Regions from separate parts of the Homo sapiens genome. Here region 1 is linked to region 2. The links are chromatin loops, found by intact Hi-C in ENCODE. Cell type or tissue: adrenal gland. All regions are shown on one strand. Links, peaks and the distances in the headings refer to the core of each region. The heading gives the core; the rest is flanking DNA.

What was found. A loop is a pair of places that touch in the nucleus more often than their neighbours do. Peaks named below come from ENCODE experiments on the same cell type or tissue, not always from the same donor. Only the 100,000 strongest peaks of a DNase experiment are listed, where the experiment ranks them.
Region 1: it touches region 2 in a loop (6-fold over the local background); 47 of 110 quality-filtered maps call a loop at or near these places.

Annotation. Positions count from the first base shown.
Region 1 is chr1:182,444,836-182,447,757 of GRCh38, forward strand. No RefSeq gene overlaps it. Among named protein-coding and RNA genes, the nearest start is that of RGSL1, 3.8 kb to the right of the region's middle. In adrenal gland, for the core only: a CTCF peak has its summit at 1,385 (motif pointing right); no DNase peak of the experiment used is centred there.
Region 2 is chr1:182,600,050-182,602,971 of GRCh38, forward strand. RGS16 (regulator of G protein signaling 16) reads right to left here. Exons shown (of 5, transcript NM_002928.4): 3 at 2,371-2,435; 4 at 1,917-2,083; 5 at 1-464. The coding sequence ends at 243. Among named protein-coding and RNA genes, the nearest start is that of RGS16, 2.9 kb to the right of the region's middle. RefSeq lists an enhancer at 1,435-1,484 and a silencer at 1,795-1,854. In adrenal gland, for the core only: a CTCF peak has its summit at 1,461 (motif pointing right); DNase peaks (open chromatin) are centred at 972 and 1,593.

The sequences.
Region 1 (2,922 bases), core at 160-2,659, 160 kb before region 2:
TGGTAAAGTTGTTTTCTACTTCACTCAGGCCTCCTCCTGATTTTTTTTTTTTTCTTTTTTTGAGACAGGGTTTTGCTCTATTACCCAGGCTGCAATGCAGTGGCACCATCTCAGCTCACTGTAGCCTCGAACTCCCTGGCTCAAGCAGTTCTCCCGCCTCAGCTCCCCCACAACCCACCCTCCAGAGCTGGGATTACAGGTGGCACCACCACACCCAGCTAATTTTTTTTCTGTTTGATTTTTGTAAAGACTGGGTCTTGTCATGTTGCCCAAGCTGGTCTCAAACTCCTGGGCTCAAGTGATCTTCCAGCCTTGGCCTCCCAAAGTGCTGTGAGCCACCACCCCTGGTGACACCTCCCCTTTTTGATATTAAGAGCATATTTTAGATTTTTTTAACCTAAAATTGACTTTTTGTTTTTTGCTATTATAATCTGACCTCATCTTGATGCAAGATCTTTGACTAATAGAGGAAAAGTCATCTGCAAGGGTTGGGAACCAAAACCCAAGTATTAGTATTTCAAGATATTATTTCTCCACAAAGATGAAAGTTAAAGAAATACCAAAACCATGTGTTAACCCTTAGAACCATTCCATTTTGAGTACTTTTGAAGTCTTGTTAAATAGTAATTTTCACTCGCGTCCGTGTGAAGAGACCACTAAACAGGCTTTGTGTGAGAAACAAGGCTGTTTATTTCACCTGGGTGCAGGCGGGCTGAGTCTGAAAAGAGAGTCAGTGAAGGGAGATAGGGGTGGGGCCGTTTTATAAGATTTGGGTAGGTAAAGGAAAATTACAGTCAAAGGGGGGTGTTCTCTGGCGGGCAGGGGTGGGGGTCACAAGGTGCTCAGTGGGGGAGTTTTGAGCCAGGATGAGCCAGAAAAGGGAATTTCACAAGGTAATGTCATCAGTTAAGGCAGGAACAGGCCATTTTCACTTCTTTTGTGGTGGAAAGTCATCAGTTAAGGCAGGAACCGGCCATCTGGATGTGTACGTGCAGGTCACAGGGGATATGATGGCTTAGCTTGGGCTCAGAAGCCTGACACTAATAAATTCATCTCTTGTAGTAAATGATTGCCTCCAAATATTATATCTCACAACTGTATCTTCCAGGTAAAATAATATTAACAGGCGCCTACAAAGCCACAGAGGATTATAGTTAAGGCCAGATACGATGGTGGAATAGGCAGACCTACTATTCGGATGACAAGGGCCTTTCTGTACTTCTCATGTCACAGCAGGTGTGAGCACTCTGACAGTGATCCTAATTACTTTGGAAAGTAAAACGAACTGAAGATTATGTTTGGGGAAAAACAGAAACAAAACCTTCAAATTACAGAGTGGAGTTTTGAAAAGAAAAGTGTAATGTTCAACACCGTGCACCAGAGGGCACCATATTTACATGAGCCTGGAAAGGGCACTTACTCTCCATTTGGTATTGAATGACCCATTTAAACGAAGTGACAGAGGGATAGAGAGAAGAGCAGGAAAAGTATATAAGCAAGTATTGTCCAAGCACCCAGTAAACATGATGTAGTTCTTCTTCCTGTTAAAGTTAGATGCATATGACTAAGCACAGAATCCAGTTAACATAGAGATATGTGTGTGTATCTCAAAAACCTTTTGGTCACTCACTCTCTGACCTTCTTTTTTATTTAGAGTGAAAATTTATTGTGTGAGTCTTGGAGGGACTGTCTCCCACTATGGATGCCAGAGGGGACCAGACAGTCTCTCTCCTGGCCCTGGCAGTAAGGACATGGATATCCTGTCCTGGACTCAGCAATCAGATCCTCCACCCAGAACTTTTATGTATATATATTTATATTTATAAATTTATATTTAATTATATATAATGCATATTCAATTTTAAAATTAAATATAGATATATACATTCACTTTTAAAATTTAAATATGATATGTACATTTAATTTTTAAAATTAAATATATGATATATATGTCATATACATTTAATTTTTAAAATTAAATATATATATGACATATACATTTAATTTTTAAAATTAAATATATGATATATATGACATATACATTTAATTTTTAAAATTAAATATATGATATATATGACATATACATTTAATTTTTAAAATTAAATATATGATATATACATTTAATTTTTAAAATTAAATATATGATATATACATTTATTTTTTAAATTAAATATGTGATATATACATTTAATCTTTAAAATTAAATATATGATATATACATTTAATCTTTAAAATTAAATATATGATATATACATTTAATCTTTAAAATTAAATATATGATATATACATTTAATCTTTAAAATTAAATATATGATATATACATTTAATCTTTAAAATTAAATATATGATATATACATTTAATCTTTAAAATTAAATATATGATATATACATTTAATCTTTAAAATTAAATATATGATATATAATTAAATATAGAATATATACACATTTAATTTTAAAAATCATTTTTTAATAGAGGTAGGGTCTTACTATGTTGCCCAGGCTGGTCTCAAACTCCTGGACTCAAGCGATCCACCTGCCACAGCCTCCCAAAATGCTGGGATTACAGGCATGAGTTACCATGACCAGCCCAAAACTTTTCATCTTGAAGGAAGACTCAGAAGCTCAGGAGCAATGAGAGGTTATGCATGGCAGTGCCTATGACAACAAACACTCAATAGCGGTGGTGCTAGCAGTAGTGGCACAATGGGGACAACCACAAATGCTGAAAAAGATGTGTTGTAGTTGAAATTGGTTCTTATTTCTACTGGAGGTCGTGTTAACCATCAAAAACAAAATAAGCGTAGTTATCATAATAGGCAGTTGAGCCTGTGTGGATATCTGAATGATCTAACCCACAGATTCTTTATAGTGGTTATTGATCATGGGGTCCTTAAAAAATGTGTGTTCATTCAATAAGATTCT
Region 2 (2,922 bases), core at 111-2,610:
ATTAGCCCTTATTCACAGGTCCTGGAAGTGGGCGGCTCCTCTCCAGCATGAGTCCCACAGTATCTGAAGGAGAGACTGCTGCTTCCCAAACAGGCTGCTGGAGCGCATTTTTTTTTTTTTTTTTTTTTTTTTTGTCCTCTTGCACTTGCTTTGCAGAACCTGCCTCCCACACAGGGGCAGCCACCTCGGGGATGGGTGACTCAACCTCTCTTCCCGGCTGGCTTCCTCACTGCCGTGGAGACTCAGGTGTGTGAGGGCTCGTCCAGGCTGCAGCTGGACAGAGTGGCAGAGGCGGCTGAGGCTTGGGCAGCCAGGTCCCGGTAAGCAGGCGACTTCAGGAAGCGTGGGTAGGAGTCCTTCTCCATCAGGGTACGTGTCTTCCCCTGAGCCGCATCAAAGCATGTGGCTGTGGCAGTCTGCAGGTTCATCCTCGTCAGCTCGTGGGTCTCATGGTCAATGTTGACCTGCGGGAAGGAGGACACACACAGGGTGAGTTGGGGAAGAGGGTGGGCATGGCTGAGGGAGGGCCAACGGCAGGCTGGGCATTGGAAAGAGCATCGGATGCTGCATCAGGAAGTGGGGGCTCCTGAGTTGATCACTAGCTTTTCAGCTCTGGGCTTGTACCCACATCTGATCCAGTGTCTGTCCTCCAATCTCTCAGAATTAACATGAGGATCTATCAAGAATGTATACAAACGCAATCCCCTTTCACCCTTTCTTCTACAGCAACCCTGCTTCAAGTCACTATCAGCTCTCCTGGGATTTGCACCAAGGCCTCCTACCTGGTCTCTCTGCTACCTTACCCCCCACCCCTGTGGTTTGTTCTCTACCCAGTCGCTACAGTGAGCCTTTAAAAACCCAACTCAGTTTGGTAGCTCCTCTGTTGTCTCCTCATGTCTTTCAGAAGAAGAGCCAAAGGGCTTGCTGGGCCCACGAGGCTCCCCAAGCCCACACCTGGCCATCCTCCTCATGCCTGACCTCATCTCCTGCTCTTGCCCTGCTCTACACAGGTCCATTTGCTCATCCGTGACTGTGACAGGCAGGCTCTGGCCATTGCATTTGCTGCTTCCTGTGTTGGAATGTTCTTCCCTCCCTGAATTCTTTCTTATCTCTGTTCATATGTCCTCACTTCCCTTTACAGAATGGAAAACCTTACGTCTTCCCAGGCCCTACCTCTGGTACTCCCTGTCTCTCATTTCCTGCTGTATTTTTATGAGTGCATAGCTCATCACCTGGCATATATTTGTCTAGTTGGTTATTGGCATCTTCCCCCATTCAAATTATAAGTTTCATTAGGTAAGGGACTTTGTGTGGCTCACTGTGACATACACAGTGACTGTAACAGTGTCTTGAATATAATTGGGGCTCAATACACCTTTACAGAATTATGTGGAATCAATCAGCGGTCAGAAAACAAAAATAAGGTACAAAAGTAAGGCATTACTCTTATCTTTCCACCAGGTGGCGCTGTGTTCTTTAGCAAATGCAGCTGCCATGCGTTTAGCGGCCAGGAGAGAAGGTAGACAAAAAAATCACAGACCACAGACCAGCAGGCCTCAGGCAGGTCAGCCTGGGGACTGAGCCAGGTTACATAAGGTCCCTGTGCTGACCTTGTCTCCCCAGTTGCTAAGTGTTTTGAGCCTCTAAAAACGGATGGGTTTATAAAGGTGGGTATGGACAGAAGCCGAAAAACCTGCCAACACATCCTGCCCCATCATGAGTCTTAGGGTTAAGCACCCAGGAGTGGCACTGGGCCTGGCTTTCCTAGTCTCTGGTCACAGAAGCCCAGTCACCCCTGTGCCAAGTAAGGCCCTTCTACCTCTACACCTAGCCCTTCCTCCCCTCTAGCCCTGATTCTCAGAGGGGAAGGAGCAGGCAGGGTCGTGAGGATTCACTGGGCATATGGGGGCTCTAACCTCTTTAGGGGCCTCACTGCAAATGAACTCCTCAAAGATCTGGTGTGCCCTGGAGGCCAGCTTGGTAGCTGATCGGATCTTCTTGAACTCCTCACAGGCCAGCCAGAACTCCAGGTTCTCCTCACTGAACTCTGTCTTCAGGAAAGCGTGGAAGGCAGCCACTCCATCTGGGGTTGCGGGAAAGAAGAGGAAATAGGTCAGCTGGAGGGACAGCAGGGAATACAAGAAGAAAGGAAAGCAATTGCAATTAATGGCTCTATTTTTAGAACATAATTTTCTTGAACAATGACCTGCCTTTATATGTTGAATAGAGGCTGGCACACTAGGGGATCATTATTATTATTATTACTACTACTATTATTCTGCCCAGGCTCTCAGCAGTCCTGGGGCTGGCTCCAAAGCACATGAGTACACATGTGCCACCCAGAGACAGACACAAAAGGCTCCTACTCACTTTTACTGCTCAGCAGCAGGTCGAACGACTCTCTCCACCCCAGCACATCTTCTGAGAAGTTTCTACTAAAAGACAAAAAGAAAAAAAAAGAGTAAGAAAAAAAATCAACAAACCAAAGCATAGTACAAATTCTAGCCAGAACTCTGATGGAAAACTGCATAAAATTCACAGAAAGGCTTGCTTGGTGATTGCTGAAGCTGACACCTCAAACTCTTAGTTGGACTTAGGGTAAGCAGTAGTGCTTTCTAGAGCACAATTCAGCAACCAGAAATCAAAGCCAGGGACTCTTTAGTCCTCAGTCAATATCTCTAAGCCTGTCTCGTCTCTGTCCAAAAATTATTTCAATTCCCCTGACTCTCAAAGATTTGTTTTGTACACCTTCCCAAGGAAATAAGGTCCTCATAAATAGAGATTACATCTACACATAACTCCAGAGTTTGGTACAGTTGATAGCCAATATGAAAGAGTTTCTAGGCAAGGTGCATACTAGAAAACTTCAAGTGGTCTTGGATTCTGTCCTAGCCCTGGATGCACGTGCAATGAATCCCGAGG